Regions from separate parts of the Homo sapiens genome. Here region 2 is linked to region 1. A link is a contact called in ENCODE Hi-C data. All regions are on one chromosome and are shown on one strand. The core of a region is the stretch at or near the end of the contact, and the rest is flanking DNA. Distances in the headings are between cores, read along the strand shown.

Evidence for each region. A loop is a pair of places that touch in the nucleus more often than their neighbours do. Pooled maps may share reads with other maps.
Region 2: a map with no recorded cell type shows a loop between it and region 1 (12-fold over the local background). The contact joins the promoter of RBM38-AS1 here to the enhancer-like site in region 1. A Hi-C loop is called at or near these places in 3 of 37 single-sample maps with no recorded cell type and 4 of 50 pooled maps.

What each region holds. Positions count from the first base shown.
Region 1 is chr20:50,816,842-50,822,037 of GRCh38, forward strand. BCAS4 (breast carcinoma amplified sequence 4) reads left to right here. Exons shown (of 5, transcript NM_198799.4): 2 at 1,370-1,441. Among named protein-coding and RNA genes, the nearest start is that of BCAS4, 24 kb to the left of the region's middle. RefSeq lists enhancers at 1,885-1,934, 1,945-1,994, 2,482-2,531, 3,515-4,016, 5,081-5,196. Within about 2 kb of position 1,655, at least 22 of the 41 ENCODE cell types and tissues checked have a DNase peak (open chromatin) inside an H3K27ac peak, as active enhancers do.
Region 2 is chr20:57,391,730-57,396,334 of GRCh38, forward strand. It overlaps RBM38-AS1 (RBM38 antisense RNA 1), which reads right to left and starts at 1,327. Exons shown (of 2, transcript NR_149006.1): 1 at 550-1,327. RBM38 (RNA binding motif protein 38) reads left to right here. Exons shown (of 4, transcript NM_017495.6): 1 at 1-89; 2 at 925-1,048; 3 at 1,550-1,604. RefSeq lists enhancers at 1-385, 1,140-1,329, 4,159-4,605 and a silencer at 100-289.

The DNA of each region.
Region 1 (5,196 bases), core at 405-2,904:
TCGCCCAGGCTGGAGTGCAGTGGTGTGACCTTGGCTCACTGCAGCCTCCGCCTCCCGGGTTCAAGCGATTCTCTTGCCTCAGCCTACTGAGTAGCTGGGACTACAGGTGTGTGCCACCACACCCGGCTAATTTTTGTATTTTTAGTAGAGATGGGGTCACCACATTGTCCAGAATGGTGTCGATCTCCTGACCTCGTGATCTGCCCGCCTCAGCCTCCCAAAGTGCTGGGATTACAGGCGTGAGCCAGTGCACCTGGGCTAATTTTTTTTTTTTTTTAAAGGGATGGAGTCTCACCATGTTGCCCAGACTGGTCTCGAATTCCTGGACTTAAGTGATCTTCCTGCCTCGGCCTCCCAAAATGTTGGGATTACAGGCATAAGCCACTGCTCCCGGCCATGGACCCTTTACATAACATAAAAAATTCAAGTTTCCCTTGTCAGAGTCCCTTTCCCAACTCCTCCTGCCCAGGGCTAAGTAAGCCCTGTTAATAGGGTTTCCAAAGAAACTATGGGATGCCCGGTTGAATTTGAATTTCAGATAAACAACAAATTTTTTAAGTATAAGCACATCTCTTAACTATTAGCAGTCTGGCACATATCATTCCAGGCCTTTCTCTGTGAAGACATGTACTTTTTTTTGAGACGGAGTCTCGCTCTGTTGCCCAGGCTAGAGTGCAGTGGTGCAATCTTGGCTCACTGCAGCCTCCGCCTCCTAGGTTCAAGCGATTCTCCTGCCTCAGCCTCGGAGTAGCTGTGACTACAGGCACACGCCACCATGCCCGGCTAATTTTTGTATTTTGAGTAGAGACGGGGTTCTGCCATGTTGGTCAGGCTGGTCTCAAACTCCTGACCTCAGGTGATCCGCCCGCCTCACACATTTTTTTTGGTATGGTTTGTATCTGACACCGTCTGCAGCTTGCTTTTCCTCTCCGGGGTATCACCGGGGCCACTGTGTTTATTAGAGCAGGCTGTGAGGTTGTGGACTCCATCTGGATTAGGATCCTTGCCCCGCTGTTTGTTAACTGTGTGATCTTGAGCAGGTTACCCCACCTCTCTGAGCCTCCGTGTCCTCATCTGTACAACGTGGAGGATACGGGTAGCTTTGTTATTTCCTGTATTTGTTGATCTTGTCTCTTTTGAAAGCTGCATAGAATGGAGAGGCCGTGGTGGCTTTAACCAGTCCTCCGTGATGGGCGCCAGGACTGCTGCCTGTTTATTGCTCTTTCAAAGGAGGCAGTGGAAGGGGGTCGAGCAGGAACCGGGCACATAATCCTAAGACTTAGTTTGCTTTAAAAAAAAAAAAAAAATGAAGGGTGTTTGTCTCCCTGGAAACCACTTGCTAATCTCCAGGATATCGTCTCTTTTTCAGGCGAAGGAGGTGGAGGAGACCATCGAGGGCATGCTCCTCAGGCTGGAAGAGTTTTGCAGCCTGGCTGACCTGGTGAGTGGCTGCCTGGAAGGCGTGGGTTTAGGCCCAGGCCAGACTTCAGGCCCTTGCTGGAGTTTTCTGCGGAAGCCATTTTGGTGGTGAGTTAGCAACCAGGAGGAATGGGGCAGCGGCCAGCGCTGAGAGGAAAGCCACGTGCAAACACTCCCTCCTCTCTCTCTCTCTCGCTCTCTCTCTCTCACTCAACCCCAAGTGCTTCCTGAGGCGGCCATCTTGATCTCGTCCTTCCCTCGAGATGGTTTTTATTCCGCAGAGGAGCCAGGAGTGGACCACAAGGTGGCACTCTCGGGCACCGATGCAGGGAGCCGTTCAGCGGGGACGCTAGACTATATTTAACTTTCCTCAGCTCTGCACCGTCCCCTGTGCAAACATGGAGACAGCCAGGAAATGGCTTCAGGCCTGCGAGGCCTAGGAGGAGCCTCTTGCCCAGGCCACAGCCCGTGGTGGAGTTGGGCATCGAGTTCCTTCCTGAATCCTTCTGTTCTCTCTGCTTTTACCTCCTACTCTGTCTGGTTGGCCCAAATCTACTAGCCTGGCTGAGGAGGAAGATGGAAGACAATGGCCCAGAAGACAAAGCCTCCCACGCCAGAGTCTCTAGAAATCGCCTCTAGAGGCTGGGTGCAGTGGCTCACACCTGTAATCCCAGCACTTTGGGAGGCCAAAGCGGGCAGATCACTTGAGGTCAGGAGTTCAAGACCAGCCTGACCAACATGGTGAAACCCTGCCTCTACCAAAAATACAAAAATTAGCCGGGTGTGGTGGCAGGCGCCTGTAATCTTAGCTACTCAGGAGGCTGAGGCAGGAGAATTGCTTGAACCCGGAAGGTGGAGGTTGCAGTGAGCTGAGATTGCGCCACTGCACTCCAGCCTGGGTGATAGATCAAGATTGTGTCTCAAAAAAAAAAGAAAAGAAAAAGAAATTGCTTCTAGATCCCAGTGTTCCTAGGATTGCTGCCAGCCAGGTGTGGAGCCCCCAGGAGTGCTGATAGAATTTTCTAGAAGCTCCCAAGCTTATTAGAGGCAAACCAGTAACCTGGGCTTGAGGTGTCTGCCTGGAGGCCCAAAGGGTAGAGCTCCATATTGTGACCAGGCCCTGTGTCTCCCCAGAGTGGAGGAAGCCTGGCCACCTGGGCCCAGTGGTGTGCGTTTATGTCCCTGAGAAGCACCGTGTCCGGACCCTGAGAGTGTTTGTGAGAACCCAAGGGAGTAACAGTAACAGCAGCCCCAGATGTTCATTGAACGCCTTTCTTTGTGCCCGGCACAAAGCCACCCTAGACAGCAGGCACTGAGTCATCCCTACCTATTCAGCGGACCTCGGCCCAGCCTCTAGGGTCACAGCAGAAATCCCAAGAGGACCTATATGGTTTCTTCTCTTGAGTCAATTTTTACGTTCAGATGTGGGTCCAGGTGGGAGCTAGGTAACAAGACAGGCTTTTAACAGCCTGGATTGTCCTTTCTTTACCACCACGCATTGGACTCTTTCTTTCTCTTTCTGTCTTTGTCTTTCTGTCTTTCCGTCTTTCTGTCTTTCCGTCTTTCCCTCCGTCCCTCCCTTCCTTCCTTCCTTTCTTCCTTCCTTTCGAGATAGAGTCTCGCTCTGTCCCCCAGGCTGGAGTGCCGTGATGCAATCTCGGCTCACTGCAACCTCTGCCTCCCGGGTTCAAGTGATTCTCCTGCCTCAGCCTCCTGAGTAGCTGGGATTACAAGCATGCACCACCATGCCTGGCTAATTTTTGTATTTTTAGTAGAGACAGCATGTTGACCAGGCTGGTCTTGAACTGCTGGCCTTAAGTGATCCTCCCGCCTCGGCCTCCCAAAGTGCTGGGATTGATTATAGGCGTGAGCCACCATGCCCGGCTGCATTGGGCACTTTCTCATGAATGGGCCCCGTCATAAACTTGAGTATGCAAAGAGAGTTCAGTCCATCTCCATTCCCATCAAGCCCCAGTGTATGTGGGGAGACTGATTTGGGTATCAGTTGGTGCCGTCCCATGCTACAGTGCTGTTGTCAAGGTAAGGTCAAGGTGTGAAGGGATTCCAGAGCCAGGGGTGCTAAGTCCTGCCTAGGAAATTGGGAAGGCTTCGTATAACAGGTGGTGATGAATCTGGGGCTGTAAGGAGAAATAGAGAATTCAACAGATGGGGAAGGAGTGCATTCAGGCAGAGGGACCAGCCTGTGCAAAGGCGGGGAGGCCAGGGATGTGGTATGGCTGGGCACTGGGTGAAGGATCGTGGTTGCGGGCAGGGAAGGCAGGTCGGGAGGATGGTGTGGATGGATGCTCCAGGGACACCTTTGTTTTCAAATCCCATCCCGTCATCCACATGGGCATTCTGCGCAAGGAGACCCAGCATCAGCCTGAAGAGGGCTGGGGGCAGAAGTCCATGTGGACAGGCGGAGAGACCCATGTGGCCCAGCCCTGAAAAACCATCACAGCTTCCTGTGGTGGGAAGTGTGTGTGTCTGTGTTGCCAGGAGACTCAAGATTGCAGGCAGCATCAGGCAGGTCCTCCTAACTCGAAGCCTGGAGATGCTTCATGGAAAGATTTAATCCTGAGGCCACACACAGATGACCCACAGGTCCAATCCTGCCTGCAGATAATTTGATGTTTCTGGGGGGGAAAAAAGCAGGCATTAGCTTGTGACATTTTTAGAATTTCATGTGAAAAATCTAGAGTTCCGGCTTCTCTCAGAAAAGCAAAGATCTGGCCCTCCTGGGGTACTCATTCCTACCTTGCAAGCATCGGCCGCCATGTCACGTGGCAAGCAAGCGACCACCTGCTGTGGGCAGCAAGCGTGCTTTCCAGCTTGATACAGTGCTGGCTGCTCCCGGGGAGCCTTCCTGACTCCACAGCCGCCACGTGCTTGTGTATTTTTGATAGATGATGTTTCTCTGTTCTTTTGACCCTACTGAAAGTGGGAAAGTAAAGCCAGACCAAGAGGATCCCATGTTCCAAGAAATGGAAGAGAACATGCATCCTTTTGGAAGCAAAGACTCTTCCCATGTGTCTGTGTTGACAGAATGTGCCCAGCCAGTTCTGCAAATATGTGACGCTTGTGGGACCCCTGGGGGTGTTTGAGCTTACAGCCCCTGCATGGGCACGCTGTGCCAATGCCATTTATATTCTAGAAATCCTCTTGGCCCCTAGAGGTTCATGCTTGGCTTACCTGGTATGTCTGCTGTGTGCTGTGGGGCTACATGACTACAGAGAGAGGTGTCCGGTGATCAGCCCTAGCTTGGGGCCTCTTTTTTCTCTTTAAGAGCTGCTTTGAAATCCAAGTTAGGGATGAGTAGGGTCCTCTAGGAGCAGGTGATGTCACACCACGGACCACTGTCCCCCCAGGTCCCTGCCTCGGTCTTCAGAAACACTGTTTGATCAATTTACAGGTCCGAGAGAAGGCAGGCCCTGGGCTGCACGGTTTAGAGAGAAGCCACTTCCTTTCAGATAAAATTAGGCTGTTAGAAATCAAAGTCCAGCTTCCCGTCTGCTCTATTAGTTCTTCCATTAGCCTGTCTTGATCACTCTCTGTCACTGAAATTCACCCCTCTGTTCTGGGACCTCTTTTAACATTTGATATAATGCCAATTGTTGGCACTTCACTTTCTGATTCCTTCTACTGTGGGGCCATGGACATGTCACGTTACCTCTCAGAACATTTATTTTTTCCTCCGTAAAATGAAAATAATGGTTCTGATTATCTATTGCTGTGTCAAACTACCCGAAAATTTGGTGATGTAAAACAACCACCCAT
Region 2 (4,605 bases), core at 77-2,576, 6.6 Mb after region 1:
TCAGGAAGTACTTCGAGGGCTTCGGCGACATCGAGGAGGCCGTGGTCATCACCGACCGCCAGACGGGCAAGTCCCGCGGCTACGGCTTCGTAAGTGGCCCCCGCGCCCGGGCCCGCACCCCGCCGCACACCTTATCGCGGCCCGGGCGCCGAGTCCACTCCGGGGCACACGCCCAGACGGCCCGCTGCCGCCCCCGCCCCAGGCGCCTCCAGCCGGCGCCCGCACCTGCCGCCTCTCCCGGGCGCGCTCCTGCCGGTCCCGCCCCCACCACCCCAGGCCCCGGCCCCCACCCCCACCCCCACCCCCACCCCCACCCCCGGTTTAAAAGGAAGAGCCGCTGTGTTCAATTAGGACTCCTAAGTTGGTGGGGAGGTTTTGGAGCCAGAGGGCACTCGGGATTTCCTGGAGCAGCGGGGGGTGAGGAGCAATGGCTCCACCCCGGGGTGTTAGGAGCTCTTCGGCCTCCCCCATATTTTTAACAGCCCTCTCAGCCGCCCCAAATAAACATCAGCTTAAGTAAAAACGTCTTGAAGACACTTTCCTGCTTACCTTCCAAGCATAGCGTCGCAAACTCCTTCTCAGAGGAAAGTCTCGGCCCTCACTGGTGGGCAAGTCCAGGCGGCCCCCCAAGCTCCCTTCGGGGTTCATTTTTGCCCTATCCCCGCAGGGGATTATTTTTGTCCTTGAAGGCCACATTTCCCAGGCCTTGAACTTTGACGGGAGGAGCTGGAATCCAGGAGGCATCTTTGTGGGAGAGCCCCAGGTAGGGTTCAGAGGAGCTTTGGCTCAAGGACCCTGGGTCACAGGCACCCTCAGAGGAAGGGAAGAGAGGGGTGGCAGCATCCGGTGCCAGGGCGGAGCCGTCTGCCCCTTTCGCCCCTGGTTCCCCCCACGGCAGCCCCTGATGTGTCTCTGCTCCACCAGGTGACCATGGCCGACCGGGCGGCAGCTGAGAGGGCTTGCAAAGACCCGAACCCCATCATCGACGGCCGCAAGGCCAACGTGAACCTGGCATATCTGGGCGCCAAGCCGCGGAGCCTCCAGACGGGTGAGAGCTTGTGTTTTCCTGCCTGGCTCTTCTCGGTTTCTATATTGGGTGTCGGTATCTGTCGGGTGGAAAGAGGCCCCCCCTCCTCGCCCCAGCAGTGGCAGTCGGCTATCATGTGCCTGCAGAGCCGGCACAGGGCAGCCATCCCCCCCTCGAGGATCTAGACCCCTTCTCACAGCGTGTGGCCCAAAGAAGGGGGCGGGGGGCAGGGAGGGTACTGCACCCCAGTTGCCAGCTGTCCTCGCAGGAGGGAGGAAGTGGCCATGGGGCCTGGAGGTTGGGAGTGCCGACACCAGTGGCTGCTGACACCTGCGTCACTCACTGCCACACTTCAGCGGTGTGCCTTGGGGTTCACAAGGGGGAGGCCTGGGAGGGGAGAGGAAGCGGATGATCCCTTTTGACTAGAGGTGTGTGGCTTGTGGGATTCTGCCACCCTGTGTGCAGCCCTTGAGACGTGGCTCGTGCAGCAAGGCCAAGTCCCTGATTGTTCTCTCGTTTTAGGCTTTGCCATTGGGGTGCAGCAGCTGCACCCCACCTTGATCCAGCGGACTTACGGGTGAGTGGACATGGCTGGCTTGGGGTGGGTAGTCCGTGGAGATGAAGTGGAGAGGGCCTTGGGCTTCCTGGGTCTGGAAGGCTGGGGAAATGACAGTTTTCAGACATTTGATTGCGTTTAAGCCAAGGGAGTGAAGAGAAGGCAGATTGCACTTCTCCATCCCTGGCAGAGGCCATACCACCTAGGGGATGGTGAGCCTTGGAGCCTGCCTGCCTTGGTACACACCCCAGCTCCCTTCGCTAGGTGTGTGGCCTCAGTTTCCTCACCCGTAAAATGGGAGTGGTCACAGCACATCTGAGTTCTCTGAATGGAGGGCCTAGGGTGGGCCTGGTGCAGGTAACGCCCTCTTGAAGTGTTTGCTGATGACTCTTAGGGACTGGCAGGCTGAGTTCTTCCCCAGGCACTCCTCTCACCTGTTCTAGTGCTGGGGCAGGTGGTGGCAGTAGGTCATTGCTACCAAGGTCTGATGTTTGTGAACGTTGCTGTAGATACGATGTGTTTGGGGTGGAGGCCACCTGCCTGAGTGGCCTGGCCTATGGGCTTCTAGTCTGACTCATTTACAAGCAGCGCAGCCCACTCTTCTCCATCCTAAAACGCCTCCCACCTCCCTGCCCTTTTTTAAAACATCTAGTAAGTCCTGGCAGCTGCTTGGGGAGGGACACACACACTTAAGGGATACAAAGAGTCCTGCCTTGCGGCCTGCCTCCCCACCCCCATGATGGATGGAAGCTGTCTGCCCTAGCGCCGTGGCATATTGATGGGGTTGGAGTTGGAGGGGAAGGCAGCTCAGAGACCACCACCCCTTTCAGGGCATTGGCACTTCATGAACTTTCTGAATCCAAATCCCTAATGCCAGTTGATCACGTGTGTGTGCTCACGCATGTGCGCACCACGTAGATTCCATTGAGAGAGACACAGCTTGAGGAGTAACCTGCCTGACTGGGGCAGTGTGGACAAGGATCCTGTGGAACCCGGCTGAGCCTGGCTCCCAGGTGAATGGGTCCCCTGGGGCCTGGCTCCCAGGTGAATGGGTCAGAGGCCCCAGCAGAAGTTGCTGTGCCCACTTTTTGGGAACGCTTGGGGTGACTCGGGGGCTCCCTGCCGGCTTCCGTGTGTATTGGTGGATGTGTGCAAGTGTAGCAGTGGGAGGAGCCGCTGGCTGAGGGGTGCTGGAGGGTGGCCGGGGCCCTTCTAGCCTGTGCGAGTGGCCGGGCAGCTCAGGTTCCTGCCGGGGTGCCTCTGTCCTCCTGGGAAGGGAGCGTGTAGGGTGGTGGGAGCAGGCGGCCCTGTCCGTCTCGTCCTGGAATCTGTTTTGTAGATGTCTAGAGTCGTCTTAGAGGGTGTTTGGGGACACTGTAGCCTTCATGCCTTCACCGAGATTCTTCCTATGGGGTTCAGGCCACATGAAGAGGGTGTTCCTTGTTTTCCAGAACCTTGGCTCCATTCCCCAGGCCCACAGCAGGCGCCTGGGGGCATGGACTGGGCGGGAGCAGCTGCCCAGAGGTGAGGGTGTGTGCCTCCAGTGCCTGCAGCTCTTTTCTGCTTACAGTGGGATAAGGCCTTCCCACGTGCGTCTGGGCTCGCTCTGATCCACACAGCTACCTCTGGGACTCCATACCCATCAGTGCTTGGCCTCTGGGGCCTGCAGAGGTGGGTTCGAATCCTGACTTTGCCCCTTACCAGCTGGGTCTGTCTTGGCAGTGGCATCCTCATCCGGAAAACAGGAACATTAACTGCTTAAAACAGTGCACAGGCATGTGGGCTGGGTGCTCTGGCCTCCTCAGAAGTCCTCTCCTGTCCTCATAGCAGGCCTCTGAGGATGGGACTGAAACCATTCTTACTTTATAGATGGGGAAACTGAGGCAGAGAAAGGCTAACCACCTGTCTGGGCCTGGGGGCGGGTGGCAGGGCCAGGGTGGGGAGGCGTGAGGTAATAGACGTCCGGGAGGAGATTGGAACACAGGTGGTGGGTGCCTGAACGCATGCTTTCTTGGTGGGGGACGGTGGGAAGGGCCCTGGCCCGACCTTTCCCTTGCTGTCCTGGAGTCCTGTGAACACCACCCATCCAGAAGCAGTTGGGATCGGTCACAGAGTTTGCCACTGTGTGCCCCCGACTTCAGGCGACGGTGTTTTGTAACTAAATCTGCTGGCTGGCCATTTAATACTTGTGACGATGAAGAGGCCGCAGACTCTATTTGTTGGTTGCCAAAGGGTGGAGACCCAAACAGGGACGGTGTCAGAGGGGCCATCCGCTCTTGGCTTCCTGGGAGATCTGAACTCAAGCCTCTGAGAATCGCGCCGCCTCCTGCCCCTGCCTGGGCCTTACTGAGGTGGGTAGGGGGAGGCTCCCGGGTGCAGCTCCAGGGAGGCAGCGGGGCAGGCTGCCTGGGTCAGCTGTCTGCCCCCAGCCCCCGCCCGCTGACGGAGCTGGAGAGCTGGGCCGGAGCTGGAGAGCTGGGCCGTCAGCGTCCCTTTTGTCTTTGTGAACAATCAGGCCCCGGGAGCACAGCCGGGCCTGACTCAGCGGCCAGTTTTGTCGGCCTTGGGCTGGCAGCGACTTGCTGTTGGCTGAGGGCATGGAGGGAGGTGGGAGCCAGGAGCCCAGGCAGCTGAGGGTTGTCCACCAGTTAACCCCTTCCGTGCCTGGCTGAACTCTTCCTTGACTTTCTGACCCCGACCTTTTATACCTTGCCCTGGACAACTCTGAAGATCCCACAGCTCTGCTTTTAGGCAAGACCCTGTGGAATCTTCTTCGCCTGGCTGGGTCTTAAATGTTAGTTTAGAATGATTTACCAAAGAACTTTACACTTTATGCTATTTGCCGGAGTTTCCTTGCCTCTTTTCCTTTTTTTAAGTTGAACAAGCTCTGTGAGACCTAACTCACCTGTGCATTTCTGACCTAACTGTATGTGGCCACTGTCCGCGGTTTGGAGGAGCCTTCCTCGGCAGTGGCAAGCACGTGGTAGTCACAGCAGGAGCCGGTGGCCGTGGCCCACCAAGG